4 separate regions of the Homo sapiens genome follow, and regions 1, 2 and 4 are each linked to region 3. Evidence: chromatin contacts called from ENCODE Hi-C data. All regions are on one chromosome and are shown on one strand. Each heading gives the region's core, a stretch centred on a gene start or an enhancer-like site at or near the end of the contact. The rest is flanking DNA. Distances are from core to core; before and after follow the strand shown. Region 1 has its middle 23 kb from the start of RD3. Region 2 has its middle 21 kb from the start of LINC02767. Region 3 holds the start of TRAF3IP3 (TRAF3 interacting protein 3). Region 4 holds the start of PLXNA2 (plexin A2).

Region 1 (3,619 bases), core at 812-3,311, 1.8 Mb after region 3:
CATTGAGAGCATGAATGTACGCTAGGCTGCCCAAGTTCAAATCCAGCCCTATTGCTTGCTGGCCACATGACTTTAGGCAAATTATCTAATCTCTTTGTGTTTTATCAGTTGCCTTATCAGCATCCTTTGTAGTGTCAACCTCATAGGGCTGTGTAAGGATTAAATAAAATAACACACTTAAAGCCTTCCACTCAAGGTCTAGAACATGGCAAATACTAGATGAAAGTTAAGCTGTTTCTGTGCTGCAAGCTGGTGCATTGAACATGCCTCTCCCTGGGTGGCTTAAAGGTGATTCTAGGTGGGGAGAGAAATAGGAGCATTGGAGAGAAGACAAGAGAGAGGATGGAACCTTCAGAACCAGCTGCCTTCAACTCGCTTTACAGCTTGTCACTCCAAATAAAAGCAACAGTCACAACATATCCTTACTATGTAGGGTTTTACCCTTTGCAAATGCATTCTCAGACACTCATTTTAGCCTCGTGACAGCCCTGTCTGGTGGGTACTACTATCCCCATTTTGCAATTGAGAAAACTGAAGCTCTGAGATCCCAGGTCCTGCCCCAGTTGGGCACTGGGGTGGGACTCCAGGTGGGTAACAGATTGAGTTGCCCTGACCACCTAGCAGAAGGGGTAGACGTCAGAGGCAGTGAGACCTGCAGGATGACTTTTACCAGTGGTTCTCAAATTTGAGCATGTTTCAGAATCCCCTGGAGGGCCTGTGAAAAACACGAATTGCTGGGCCCCAACCCCAGAGTTTCTGACTCAGAGTCTGGGGTTGGGAGTTGGTCTTGCTGAGAGCCCTCTAACCATTAGCAGCGGCGACATCTTGTGGTGAGGGACAGAATGTACCTTGGGCTCCCTCAGCCCTGATTACCCGCGCGTCCAGGATGATGCCGGACCAGGCTGCACCGCCCAGAGGCCCGACGGCGTCGCTGGGGCAGACCCAGAGACTCTCACACGCCTTGTCCTTGCCCGGAGGGTGCAGGCGCCTGCATGCCTCATTTACCCTAGAGAGAACAGGAAAACCTAAACTTGTTGTGCAGAACCTGCAGCTTCGTGTTAGAATACTATTTCCTCCCCCCACCTCCCTTTTTGTTAGAGACAATATCTCTGTTGTCCAGGCTGGAGTACAGTGGTGCTCTGCTCGCTGTAGCCTCCAACTCCTGGGCTCAAGTGATCCTCTCGCCTTGGCCTCCCAGAGCGCTGGAATTATAAGCATGGCTCATCGCACCCGGCCCAGAATATTTTTTATTCTCATTTTTGTAAATAAGTTTCTTCCCTGGTCTTTCCACCGGAGCCTGTGAATCGCAGCCTCGTGGCACCACCACAGTTGGCTTCTCAAGTCGGGAGGCTGACTCCTTGAACCGGGCGCCTCACTTCACGATTGCTTTCAGCTCAAAGGAGCATTTTACAACAGGAACCATTATCCCTGGTAGCTTGACGTCCAGCCCTGACACGATTTTCTGATTGACTAAAATTAGGGTAATGAGTTATGAGGGCAGAGAATGGAGCTGCGATCCCTGTAGGCGGGGGCAGTACCGCCTCTTATTTCCTCTGCCCAGGTGGTTAAGTTGGTAGATTGGGGTGTAGGTGTCTCTGGAGTTGGGCAGCAATGGGTGGGGTAGTAGAAGGACACCTGGTCTGTGTCCGGGGCTGGGTTCGAATCCCCACTCTGCCTGTGAGCTGAGAGCCCATGGGCACATCACCTGAGCTTTCTGCGTTTATCTGTAAAATGGGCAAGAGGCAATCAGTCATTTATATGAAAGCGGCCTGCAGTGCCTGGCACCGAGGCGGGCACGGATGGGCATTTGGTAAGGCAGGGAGGAGGAGCGCGGCGCCTGGAGGCTCCCGGGGCAGGGGAGAAGGGCATCGAGAACGGGGGCGGCGTGCGGGGTGGGAAGAGGAGAGAGTTCACGGCTTGCTCCTTCCCCTGCCCCCAGCCGCCTCAGCCCAGGCCTGAGTCTCTCCCCGTCTGGGCCTCTGCTTCCTGCAGGCACAGCCAGGGCCAAGACGCGCCCCTGGGCCTCCCTCCCCTTCGACGTCTCCACCCGGTATGGAACATTAATCATTAACCGTCCTGTGGCCAGGCCCAGCGGGGCGCCCGCTTCAGCTCTCCCGGTGCCACCTAGCTGAGTCACCGCGGTCTGGGCAGCTCCCCGCAGCCAGGACCTCCCTCCGGGCCGAGGGTCGCGGGGTTCGAGCCGCGGCGAGGTCTTGGGCTTCCCAGGGGCCGCTCCTCGGTGCGCCGCCGCCCACAATCAGCAGGGGGCGCCCGTCCCGACCGCGGGAAGCCGGCGGGGCCACCGAGCGGCGGGCTGGCCTGGCGGGGCGGTGTCAGGGCGGCAAGGCGGCGCCTCCCCAAAGCCGTAAACCTTCCCGCCCGGCTGACTACGCCGGCCCAGCCACGCACGCGCACCCCGCATGCCCCGTGGCCTGTGAGGTTATTCAAGAAGCCAAGGTCGGGAGTGGGGAAGGTCAGCCTCTAGCCCGGCACTGTCTGGAAAAGATCGAACCAATTAATTGACTGTAAGAAGCATGTAACCAATACAATGGAAGGCATTGCTACCCTTCCTCCACCAGGTTCAGGACCTCATGCCCAAGGAACGGCGCGCAGGAATTGGTAGTAGGTTGTGGAGGGTCAGGGGCTCTCCCAGCATCCTGAGGCTGTCTCCTGTGAAGGCCACTCCAGAGGTTAAAGCTTTCCCGGGTGCCAGGAGAGCTCTCCTAATTCAGCCGTAGGGATCACCAGTAAAGATGCTCAAAAATCCCAGCATCTCCCACTTGCAACCCACAGGGGATTCTATTCTACTCTCTCTAATTCCCCATGGCCACATAGTTGAGGTCACTTAACAATTTTTTTTAAAGACGGAGTTTCGCTCTTGTTGCCCAGGCTGGAGTGCAACGGCGCTATCTCGGCTCACCGCAGCCTCCGCCTCCCGGGTTCCAGCGATTCTCCTGCCTCAGCCTCCCCAGTGGCTGGGATTACAGGCATGCACCACCACGCCTGGCTAATTTCGTATTTTTTGTATAGATGGGGTTTCTCCATGTTGGTCAGGCTGGTCTTGAACTCCCGACCTCAGGTGATCCGCCCTCCTCAGCCTCCCAAAATGCTGGGATTACAGGCATGAGCCACCGTGACCGGCCGGTCACTTAACATTTAACCTAACACCCACCTGCCAGCAGGTCAAAGGTTATTGCCTATGACTGGCCAGGTTTCACTTCGGCTGCCGTGGTGCTCCTGATGTGACTGCACTGGGCAGACGGACCTGAAGTACTGTCCCTGTATTAAGTGGAGTGGCCCCGGGAATGAAGCCATAACAGCAGCCAGAGACAGCAGCCCAGATTGGCTGTCTTGACAGCCCAGAGCCAGTGTGGTCAAATCTGCCCCCATGATGCCTGTGTCCTTGCTATTCCCGCCCCAGTCATCCCCCTCTGAACCCCAAGGAGTAGCTGTGAGGGTGCAGGTGGGTGAAAGAGACAGGCAGTGGACATTAGTGCAAGAACTAGGGTCATGGGTTCTGAGTCCAGCTGGTCACTGCATACCTACGTGATGACACATAATTTCTCTGAGTCTCAGTTTCCCCAGCTGTAAACAGCACTAATAGGAACTGTGTGGACTA
Region 2 (4,007 bases), core at 820-3,319, 1.8 Mb before region 3:
ACAGCTACTGGAATAAATATTGATTATATCACTTAAATCTACTGGTAGCTGATTGACTGCTTAATCTATTAATGTAATATTGTTGTGATTGATTGCATTAAAATCTTTCACTAAGTATATAGATTTTTGTTGTTTTCTTTTCATAGTTCTATCAATTTTGCTTTGTATGTTTGAAACTATATTATTAGGTATAGAATGGGATAGAATTAAAACAATATTTAATTATATTAATCTTCAGTAAGCTTTTTGCATTAAAGTCGATCTTGTTTGATATTAATATAAATACATGAGTTTTTTTCTATCAGTATTTGCCTGAATTACTAACTTGCCTCTTACTTTTGACATTTCTGCATCTTGTGTCTTTACATTTAAGATGGGTCTTTTGTAAACAGTATTAAGCTGACTTTTTATTTTAATCATCTCTATCGTTTAATTGGTAGGTTTTTAGTCTACTTACAATTATTATAATTATTTATTCATTTAGATTTATTTCTATCATTGTATTTCATGTTTCCTATTTGTCCTACTTTTAAAAACTCTTTTTTCTTTATTTTCATTTTTTTAGATAGGTCATTTTTCTTAATTCAATTTTTTTCCTCTTATACTAATTTGGAAGTTCAGTGTTCTATTTCAATTATTTGAGAGGTTAGACTTAAACTTTTAGCAGTATATTAATCTTAACAAAGTCTAAGATTAATACCTTCATTTTTTTCAAACATTCAAGGATTTCCCCTTTTGTGTTACAGGATATTGTATTCTGTTAATTGAAATCTATTTTCATTCATTTTTCATCAGCAAATATTTATTGAGTGCTTACTGTATGCCAACACTGTCATAGTAGCACACAATACATCAGTAAACAAAATCTTCCAAAATAAGAATTCTTAACCCCCACCCTTATAAGGTCAGCCTATAGTTAAGAGTTCTAGGGGAACTTTTTTTGTCCCTACTCCACCACACCCCCAAAGTCCAGATGCAAAAAGAAAAATTTCCTTGTGATTTATCTTTATATAAACTGTCAGAAATAAAAGTGGAAATAAACAATTAAATAGCACATACATACACATTTGTAAAATATGTATAGATATATGTATATGTGTGCATATCCATGCACGCATATAAACAAAGATTTTATCAGAATATATCCCTGTGTACTTTAAAGACTCCTATTTGTCACAAAGCTGATTATCAAAAATAAAAGGAAAAAAAAGCAGAAAAAGAAAAAAAGCATACCTTCTCCTCATTTCCCCTGTCTACATCAGCCACATTCCTCTCTTTTTACAAATTCTTTTGGCATTTACCTCCATATTTATTTTAAAAACATGCTTATATTACTACTTCCTGATTTTTTCTATTTCTGTCATTACAAGTAAATTCCCGAGGTTGGCAGAGGAGGTTTAGCTGTTTTGCTTTACCTCCTCCATTATACCATTTACTCTCCTGCCCCACAAGGTTAATTCCAGGGATGACAATACGTGGTTCATTTTGCACAGTTATATCCTAATACTGATGTGGACAATCTTTATTTCGCATCTACTATTTTAAAATTATACAAACTCTATAGGTGAACAAAGTAACTTAAATATTTTCTGCCTTTTCTGAACTATTTTTTTATTTTCCCTGCTAATAAACATAGTCTTGAGTTTTTACTTGGTGTGGGTTTTGTTCATCTATATAGCTGAGTGCTTGATAAGTCTTTTGTCTCTGGAAACACATAACTGGCCATTTGGGGGTGTTAAAAGAAAAACTTTAGACAAATTCAATTTAGCAGAGTTTATGTATTTATTTATTTATTTTCAGACAGAGTCTTGCTCTGTCACCCAGGCTAGAGTGCAGTGACATGATCTCGGCTCACTGCAACCTCCGCCTCCCGGGTTCAAGTGATTCTCCTGCCTCAGCCTCTTAAGTAGCTGGGATTACAGGTGCATGCCACTGCACTGGGCTATTTTTTTTTTTTATTTTTTGGTATTTTTAGTAGAGACGGGGTTTCACCAGGTTGGTCAGGCTGGTCTCGAACTCCTGACCTCGTGATCCGCCCGCCTCGGTCTCCCAGTGTGCTGAGTTACAGGCGTGAGCCACTGTGCCCGGCCAGCAGAGTTTGTTTAAGCAAGAGTGATTCACGAATCAGGCAGTAGCTAGAATCAATAGAGGTTCAGAGAGCTCCACTCAGCAAAGTGGAGCTCTCTGAAAGTGGAGCTCTTTATAGACAGGAGGAAGTGACACACAGAGACAGCTTGCTTGGATACAGCATGGCATTTGCTGTATTTGAACATGGTCTGATTAGCTGGCAGCCTGTGACTATTATTTGTTATAAGAATACTCTTAAGGTGGTTTGCCATTTGTGTACACGCTGAGGTTGCAGTTTGCTATGTAAAAATTCAAAATACAGAGGCAGCTTAGGCCAAATTTAATTGAATTTAATAAGGGAAAATATCTTGAACTATTTTGTTGTCTGGGTATTGGACTTTCTGAACTAGCCCTCTGGCTTTCTTTTCTTTTCAATAATATTTTCCATCTTGTGTTTTTACTCTATCCTGGGTGATTTTCAACTCTTTTATTACGTTTTGTTTTCTGAATGTTGTTTCTTTTTTTTGTTTTTTGTTTTTGGCATTCTGGTTTTTTTTTTTTTTTGTAATATCTTTTCTTCTCTCATTCCTTTGAGAAAAGATATTAGTATCTTTCCACATCTCTGTGAGAATATTAATGATAGTTCTTTTAAAAAATGTTTTTTCTCCCTGCATAGTCTCCATTTTTTCTAAGTTGCTTTACCACCCTGTTTACATGTTTGTTTGATTTGGTTTATATGTATCATGATAGAGGCTTTCTTTGATATCTGATGGCCCTTGAGTGTCTGTTCATATTTACTGGCTATGGGAGCACCAGTGACCTGATTGGTGAGGCTCTGAGAGTGAGGGTTTGGGTTGCAGCTGAGACATATCTTTGGGGAACTCCTTGGCATCAGTAGCTTTGGATCTTTCCTCTTGTGTTTGTCAGAGGCTCCAGGAAGTTTTCCATTCTCCTGTCTGGGATGTTTAGTGCTAGCTGCATATGTCCTGGGAACTAGTGAGAGAACAGGCTAAGGATCTCAGCATTCAACTGATGTTCTGTTTTCAGAATTATGCACCTGTCCTAAGCAGACGCTGATGTCTGGCAGTCTAGTGATTCTTACATCCTTCAGTGACTAGATCTCTGGTCATTTTTCTGCATTTGGGAAGGGACAGTTACCTATGGTATGGGAGGAGGAACAAGTAGGAGGTGGGTGGAAATGTGGAGATTAACTGTTTCTTAAAATGACCTGCAATCAATTATTTCATTTTTAACTTTAACTTTACCTTCACTTCCTAGAGGTTCCTCCTGCCAGTTCTAAGCTTTTGGGAGATTTTAAAATTAAAGGTCTGTTTTTGTTTGTTTGTTTGTTTGTTTTAGCTTTCCCCAGTACAGGATTAGGATTCAGCCTTCTACAGTTCTTCTAAGTCAGTTACTGCTCTTCCATATGTTTTTAAGCTTCCAATGTTTTACCATTACTGATCTGTCCTGCACCTCTTTATTCTTGTGAAAAAATTTTCTTTGCTCCCATTTTAGTGGGGTTTCAGAAAGGCATAACAGTAAATGATAAAATAATCCTTTGTATGCATCCAGAAGTAGCATGCATTTTTTCTGATTCTCCTTCAGTGAGTAAGTATGGTTCTTCAGTAAGTGTGGCCCTATGGTTCCACCAATAGTGCTCTCCAGAGGTCTTGGTTCAGGTACCACAGAAAAAAGGCCTTCTTTCTTTTCCTCTTTGTTATGGTTTAAATCAAAACTTCTATTTGACCAATTAAAAAAATTCCTCTGGACAGCTTGGCATGGAGCACGGATTTATAAATCTGATTTCTTGTTCCTTTAGGGATTTCTTTTACTTTTTTGTGAGCTCAGCTTTGTATTTAAAAGGATGGATGTCTCTCAGGACTGGCAATGGTTACTTAGGCAGATAATGTCATATTTATCCATTCATTTTACAAGCAGTA
Region 3 (3,877 bases), core at 689-3,188:
GTGTGTCTTTTTCAATATAGATAGATAGGTATGACAACCTTATTAATTGTTTTGTTCTCAGAACACAATGTTAAGGGCTCAAACCTACTGTCAAGCAAACCTGGGTCCAACACTTTCTGTGTGATCTTGAGCATATCATTGACCACTCTAAATCCCAGTTATCATGGGATTAGTATCCCAATGACTGCGGACTTTGTAGACATTTCTTTCTGATGTTTAATGGAGTCCAAATAGTAGGTCTCTATAGGAACTCCTATTAAAATCTCCTGTCTTTCTTTACGCTCTAATGCCCTGAACTCCCAGAATCTTCTCACTCTTCTATGCCAATAAAAATTCTCTGGCCAGGCGTGGTGGCTCATGCCTGTGATCGCAGCACTTTGGGAGGCCGAGGCAGGTGGATCACCTGAGGTCAGTAGTTTGAGTCCAGCCTGACTAACATGGTTGAAACCCCATTTCTACTAAATACAAAAAATTATCCAGGCATGGTGGCGTATGCCTGTAATCCCAGCTACTCAGGAGGCTGAGGCAGGAGAATTGCTTGAACCTGGGAGGCGGAGGTTGCAGTGAACCGAGATCGCGCAATTGCACTCCAGCTTAGGCAACAAGAGTGAAACTCCGTCTCACTCTGTCGCCCAGGCTAGAGTGCAGTGGCACATTCTTGGCTCACTGCAACCTCTGCCTCCCAGGTTCAAGCGATTCTTGTGCCTCAGCCTCCCAAGTAGCTGGGTTTACAGGCACATGCCATGACATCCGGCTAATTTTTTATATTTTTGGTAGAGATGGGGTTTCACCATGTTGGCCAGGCTAGTCTTGAACTCTTGACCTCAAGTGATCCACCCACCTGGACCTCCCAAAGTGCTGGGATTACAGGTGTGAGCCACTGTGCCCGGCCAAAATTCTCTTTTTCTGACATCTTGGGCTCCCCAAGCCCTCTGTCCTCTACTCATTCCCATCTCTATGTGTCAAGCTCCAGACACAGGGCCTTGAGCTGTTGTCTCTCATCCTGAGTAAATGCCACTTGTCTTCAGTCCTAGTGCTTGAGAATCCATCCTCTGCTTTTCCCTGCCGATTCCTTGTCCTTTTTCTCCTCAAAGAACAGAGAAAGAAGCAGAAGCAGAGAAAATGGTGACAAACTCTCCACATGTTAATAAATGTTATCACAGCTATTTTTAAGTCTCATTACCTGCCTCACATGTGTCAAACCTTAGAATTCCAAAGAGCCACATACATCACCCAACTACCACAGTGAGTAGCATCCAGACAAGGTGAATTTTACAAGGTTACAAAGCTGCTCAGTTAACTTGTCCCAATCCAGTTTCCTCTCCACTATTTTAGCCTGAACTTCTTGGGAATTTCCTGGCTGCATCATTTGTGATGGCTTCATCTTAATGCATGCAAATCAGTTCCCTTTAGTTTTTCCCTAAATTTCCTAGTCCGGTTGACCAGATAAAAAAATGTGTAGAAGACTCTGCCTTCTATTCCTTCCTTCATCCCCCAGCTACCCACCTTTACACTCCCTCCTCATTGCTCCAGAAAGGAGCAAATCCAGAGTTGGTCTCATTCCAGAATCTGAGAAAGACACCACCTACTTCAGAAGAGCAGAAACTCTTTACAACACCAGGATTGGGAAGAGGTGGCTAAAGAAAAAGGAAAATCCTTACACAAAGAACTACCTGATACACATGAAAGCCTACACTGAGAACATCTCATCTAGGTCTTACCACCAAAAAGGCATTTTTTTCCCTCTCATAGAAACCACAAAGGTCTGAATCTGACCCAGAGGACTATCCTTTTCTAATCATGGAAAGGAATCTTGACTTGAAACTGTCCAAGAGCTCCGACCAATCCAGTAGCAAGAGAAAGGGTGGCCGGGGTGCCTACTGATGGGAGGAGCTCCTGAGCCCAGCCCTGGAGGCCTCAGAGTTCAGGGGCCCACTTAGATGATACCAGAGAGCAAGAGAGAGGAACTGGGGTTTGCGAACCTTGTGGCTTTGTCTGTTTCCTGTTTCAGCAAGGCTGCTGTGCAAAAAGAAAGACGGTACCAAGAAGGGACGTGTTAATGGGGCCCAGACCTATGGATTGAAAGCGTGTGCTTTACCCATCTGCTGTCTTGCTCCATCTGAGACCAGAGCCAAGATCTGCCCAGGACTGGAATGCTTTCCCGAGTGGCTTGAGTTGGAGCCTGGGACTAGGAGGTAACTGAGAAGGAGGATGCTTTTGTGTCCAGGTTTGGGAACTCCAACTTCGGGGTAGGGCAGAAGATGCTCTACCATCCCAGCTCCCCTGGGTGGAGAGTGGGTGGCATAGTTTAAGGGTGTCAGGGGTTTGGGTAACCAAGAAAGTATCCTGTATTGGTTTCCTGTGGCGCTAGCCATGGCACAGGGTACAGCTTGCACCACTCCTCTGTTCCAGTAGATTAGATTACATTAGATTAGGAGTGAGTCAAACGACTTAGAGTTCAGGCTACCCAGTGATATGGGCATGAATTAAATGACCTTTTACAGTTTTCTTCAAAGCAGGGATCCCTGAACACAAGACTGCCTTCCCAGCAGCTTAAGCGCAGGCCCCTCTCCCCTCAGTTCACACTGAGAGCTCTGGGCCAGGAAGGCCAACCCATGCAGGAAGCCATTCATTGTCTCCATTACAAACATGGCCAGGAAGTAAAAGCGAGACTCAGAAAGGCATGTCAAGCCACAGTCAGGTGAGGAGCCATGCCCTGTTCTCTCTCTGCAGCCTGAGAGACCAGGCTGAGCCTTCCCAGCCAGTAAACCTTCTTCCTCCAAGCTCTAAGTGAGCCCAGTCATGCTGCCAGGGGGGAACCTGAGAGATGCCAGAAAGCCTGGGCAGTGGCCAAGTGATCTTTCTTTGAACCCTACAGGGACCAGTTCCCTTTTCTTTAGCAGCCTACCCCTGTCAGCCGTCCCACATACCTTCTTGTTTTCAAGCAAGTCAGTAGGGTCCAGATATCCCAGAAACCTGGGTAGGGTTCTATGCAGCATGCTGCACCAAATCCTAGCAGGTGTGGTAGCCAAGGCATCTGGGAACACTCCCCTCTCTAAGGAGCCATTTCCACTGCAGCTCCTTTCTTGGGTAAGAAGGCTCCATGTCTGCCCCAAGGAAGCAGAGAGCAGAGCAGCTGTGTGTTTCAGTGGACTAAGGTTGGTGGCCTGGGTGGAGAGCCCAGAGAGACCTCATCTCAGGCACTGTCTTCTCCCCCACAGCCCTTTCCTCTTCGCGGCAAGAAGGTAGGAGGATTCTCAATGTTCTGCCTCCACTACAAAACCTGTGGGGAAGCTGAGCCAAACAGGGAGGGGACCTCACACCTTATGTGTGACACAGGCAGACCCCATCTCTTCCTTACCTTTCGGCTTGGTGTAATTGGGATGGCAATTATGTCCAGACCACAGAGAAGCCTTTCTCCTTATAGCCCAAACCCAGAGGTCAGAAGTAAATGTGACTTCAGCCTGGGGCCAGCATCCCCTCAATCTGGTAAACAATATACTCTGTCAAAGAGAGAGAGGGTTGAGAGGATGAGAGAAGGCATTCTTGGTCCTAGAAGTGCTAGTTTAGCTTGGAGCCTTTGTCTTACAGCACCAAGTCTTCAATATCCAACATCGGCATAACAAGGATAATATTCGCAATTACTTTTGCACCAACCTAATAGGAATACTTTATGTCTTTATTATTAAAAGGTAACATTTATTGTGTGCTCCATGCCAGGTGCATGGCCTGCATTTTGTCATTTAATCCTTATAACCTACAAGGCAGGTCCTAGCCCCATTTTATAAATGAGGAGACTGGGGCTTAGAGATGTTTAATAGCTTATCTAAAAACACACACAGGTTGTAGGTGACAGAGCCAGGACATGAGTCCACGC
Region 4 (3,603 bases), core at 822-3,321, 1.5 Mb before region 3:
TGCTCTCAAAGCCTCCAGCCCAGGCCAGCCAAGATACTCATCTTGGCCTGCCGCTCATAAGCCTTGTCCACTGTGCGCGTGAATGGAAGGAAATGAATGTGCCCCCAAATTTCTGTGGGTTCTTCCAAACTGATGGGCCCCCAAGTGACTGCCTCAAGCTATGACTGGCAGTCCCAGTCCCCTCAAACTGATGCTGCCTTCATGTCCCTTGTGCACTTTCTACTGGTGTGCCACTGTCACTCTAAGATTCCTACAGGGGACCTGTTCAGATTTCCATTGCCCACTTCATGGGGCTCTCATTTCTAGACCCTTACTGACCTAGAGCCCCAAATCTTTTATCCAACTTCCTCCCCACCATTATTTCTATCCCTCCTGAGCAGAGCTGAGTTTGAGTAGGTAGCTCCCACTAGGGCAAGGGTCATTCCAAACAGGTGGACTTTTTTCGGGGATCTAAAATGGTAGTTTCTGGTGACTCTCTGGGCATCTAGACCATGATTGGCATTATAGAGACTACCTGTGGGATGGATAAAAAGGGCTAGAATTTTCTAGGATCCCTACCTCACTTGTGGGGTGGGGCAAGAAAGAGCACATGGAAGGAAACATTCTCAAATGGTTCATAAGGAGCCTCTGGGACCCTAAGCAAACTCCCATTTCAACCCCCAGCACTCCTGTGGTGCTCAAACTAAGGGGCTGGACCCCTGCTGGGCGATACACCGCAAAGGGAGCCCCGGGAGATGAAACACTTAGACCCATTCAGTGCCTAGGAATCTCTCCCTGAGCCTTATGGAACCCGCGCAAATGATGTTTTCCCATTCCCCTGATCTCCAGTCCCCGATCGGAAGGGAGAGCCGGCGGCCACCAGGGACCCCGGCACTGGAGTGAACGCCCCCAAATCGATCGCTGGCCAGTGTGGCTTTGGGCTGTCTCGCTGGTGCCACCGAGGCCCTCTTTGGGCTCCAGCTCTCAGGACAGCCTTGCCGCCCCGAGCTCCCCAAAGCCGCAGAGCGCCGGCAGGTGCGCGGTGGAGGCGCGCCGCGGAGCGCTGCTGCCGCCCTCAGCCCGCATTCGGGAAGCCGGCGGGCTGCCGGCCGGGAAGCCCTCGGCGGGAGGCAGCGGCTCCAGTGAGCCTGCGATCGCGCGCACGCCGCGCTCCAGCCCGCGAAAGTGGCCGAGCCCACGCGGGGACTCGCCCGCCGCGGCCAAGCCGGGTCTTCTGGGGCCGGGACCCCAAAGAGGCGGGCGCGGGAGAAGCCGCCACGGGTGTGCGCGCCTGTGGGGAGAGGGCGGAGGGCGCTGCCGACTCCGAGCGCCCGGCCCAGCCGCCGCTTACCCAGCTCGGCGACGTCGGTCTGTCCTTCCGTCCCCGCTCGGTCTACCTCGGCCGCCGCCGGCTGCTGAGGGCGGCGCGAGGCCCCTCTCCCTGCCCGCAGCTCGGAATCAGGGAGACGACCAAATCCACATGGAGTCCAAATTCATTAAAATCCACGTCAAGCCACCAGACACTTATCTGTATTCCTGAAGTCGCTCCTCGGTCTCCGCTCCGCGCGCCCCTCAGTCCTCCGTCGCCCCGCAGCAGCCCGGCTGGGCGCTGTCGCCGGCTCTCAGGGGGCACCCGGAGGCGCCGAGGGGGCGTGTGGGGGCGGCCGGCGGTGTCTCTCCTGAGGAAGAAGCAGAGCCCCGGCTGTCTTCAGATTTTTCCAGCGCGACTTTCCGGGCTCCTCTGACATCAGCAATCCCGGCGCTTCCTTCCCTTCTTGCTCTCCGGTTCGTTCACAGTCCCATTTCCTCCGGGAGCCTGGCTTTCCAGATCTATTTCGAGGTTTGCTCCGCTGGCTGCGGCGCTCGCACGCCCTACCGCTCCCAAGCTCTCGGGGTCTCTCTCCGGATCGCTCGCCCTCTCGGCTGAAAAATTCCCAGCAACTGCCCTCCGCCGCCCTCCCGCTCCAGTCTGGCGCGGATGCCGCTCCTCCCGGCAGCTCTGGCTCCCGCGGTGGCGGCGGCGGCGGCGGCGGCGGCGGCGGCGGAGGAGCCCTGAGCGCCGGCCTCCCTATTTCACCATGCAGCTCATTATCATAGAGGCCGCGCGCGTTAACCCCCTCCCCGCCGGCCGCGTCCGCCCGGGCTGGGGCCGCGCCCGCTGCTGGCACCGCCCGCCACCGCCAGCACCCTGCCCCCTCCCCCGCCCGCGCGGACTTCCTCCTCCGCAAGCTGTCAACAAAGGAGAAGCAGGTTTGGCATCCGGAGGCCGCTCGGCTGCCTGTCCTGCGCCCAGCTCAGCCCGGACCCATCGGCCACCTTAAGTAGCCAAGGGGGCAAGGAAAATGCTGCCAGGGCCCGGGAATTCGAGTCGGGCCTTGCGAGCCCAGCTGGCTTGGCCCCCGGGGGAATAGAAGGTCTAGCGTTGGGGTTAGGGGGGAGCTCAGAACACAGGAAGAGTGGGTGAGGGCAGTAGGGACAGGGAATCCCCCCCATTCGCATCACCTGTCACCGCACACATCCTGCACACCTCCCTCTTCATCTGTAATTTGAGTGAGGGGTGAGTGGGGAGGAACGGGGCTTGTCTGGTAGGGTTGAGACTAGAGTCTTGGAATTTGTGGGAGCAAATTTCCTCTTCTTGTAAATTAAAAAAAGAAAAAGGCCAACAAGCTGTCAAATAAGGCTTGAAGTTGTTGTTATTATTATTATTGCAATGAGAAGATGAACCTTGCTCTGAATTGAATCTCAAACTTCCAGCCCTGATAGGGATCCTGGGCATCTGGTAAGTCCCGACTTGCATGGGGGCATTGGGGACGGGAGAAGAGCTTTCTATATCCAATTCAGAGAATCTTTCTGGCAGGGTAATCAGAGGGGTGGCAATAAGATAACTTATTTTAATAACCTAAGGTGAGAGGTTTCGGGATTCTGGATGACAATGTCTCGGTGCCCTCAAGGCCACTGATTCCTCGCCACACAGTCTCAGTAACTCCGCAGCCTCTAGACACGGCTTTCCGGAAGCGGCCTGCAAGCTGGACCCCAGCGAGTTCGCAGGATCTGCGTAGTCCCTGCTCGCGATTAGAGCGCACACGAGTTTACTCCTGTCCAAGTATTCTGATAAGCTTCCTCTACTGCCCTCTCGTGGCCACAGTCCTCAGTGGTATAAATCTAAAAAACAACAAAAATCACTGCGAATACCTAAAAGCAATTGCACCAAATTCTTAGAGCAGTAGCGGCAGAAGAAACGAAGGGAGGGAAGGATGAAGAAAGGGAGCCGGAGAAAAGAGAGAGAGAGAGGAAGAAGAAAAGGAAATCTAGACTAACCAGTCATCTCGAACAATCGCACATTCAACACAGGACTGGGGGATCTAGGCTTTACTCCAACATCTGCAGAAATCAGCGAATTCTTCAAAAGTTCTTCATTGTAATTAGCTGAAATTTGTGTTCCTGTAACTTTCACTGGCTACTGCTAGTTTTGTCCTGTGGGACCACAAAGAATCTGTCTAAGCTGTGTTGCCTGATCCATACCTGTTCTTTCCTTCAAACTTCTTTAGCATTCATTGTTGGTAACACACCAATAAATTATCATATTTACCCTGTGTTATTATTTATTTATTTTTATAAGTAGAT

What was found. Hi-C counts contacts between places; a loop is a spot of excess contacts on that map. Pooled maps may share reads with other maps.
Region 1: a map with no recorded cell type shows a loop between it and region 3 (6-fold over the local background). The contact joins the enhancer-like site here to the promoter of TRAF3IP3 in region 3. A Hi-C loop is called at or near these places in 2 of 37 single-sample maps with no recorded cell type and 6 of 50 pooled maps.
Region 2: a loop to region 3 is called in a map with no recorded cell type, with 5 times the contacts of the local background. The contact joins the enhancer-like site here to the promoter of TRAF3IP3 in region 3. A Hi-C loop is called at or near these places in 2 of 37 single-sample maps with no recorded cell type and 2 of 50 pooled maps.
Region 4: a loop to region 3 is called in a pooled map, with 4 times the contacts of the local background. The contact joins the promoter of PLXNA2 here to the promoter of TRAF3IP3 in region 3. A Hi-C loop is called at or near these places in 5 of 50 pooled maps.

Annotation. Positions count from the first base shown.
Region 1 is chr1:211,513,335-211,516,953 of GRCh38, forward strand. No RefSeq gene overlaps it. Among named protein-coding and RNA genes, the nearest start is that of RD3, 23 kb to the left of the region's middle. RefSeq lists silencers at 892-981, 1,994-2,353. Within about 2 kb of position 2,062, at least 13 of the 41 ENCODE cell types and tissues checked have a DNase peak (open chromatin) inside an H3K27ac peak, as active enhancers do.
Region 2 is chr1:207,936,047-207,940,053 of GRCh38, forward strand. No RefSeq gene overlaps it. Among named protein-coding and RNA genes, the nearest start is that of LINC02767, 21 kb to the right of the region's middle. Within about 2 kb of position 2,070, at least 4 of the 41 ENCODE cell types and tissues checked have a DNase peak (open chromatin) inside an H3K27ac peak, as active enhancers do.
Region 3 is chr1:209,754,115-209,757,991 of GRCh38, forward strand. It overlaps TRAF3IP3 (TRAF3 interacting protein 3), which reads left to right and starts at 1,939. Exons shown (of 17, transcript NM_025228.4): 1 at 1,939-2,195. RefSeq lists enhancers at 1,662-1,821, 2,102-2,511.
Region 4 is chr1:208,242,313-208,245,915 of GRCh38, forward strand. PLXNA2 (plexin A2) reads right to left here and starts at 2,072. Exons shown (of 32, transcript NM_025179.4): 1 at 1,331-2,072. RefSeq lists enhancers at 610-1,111, 1,112-1,611 and a silencer at 2,130-2,189.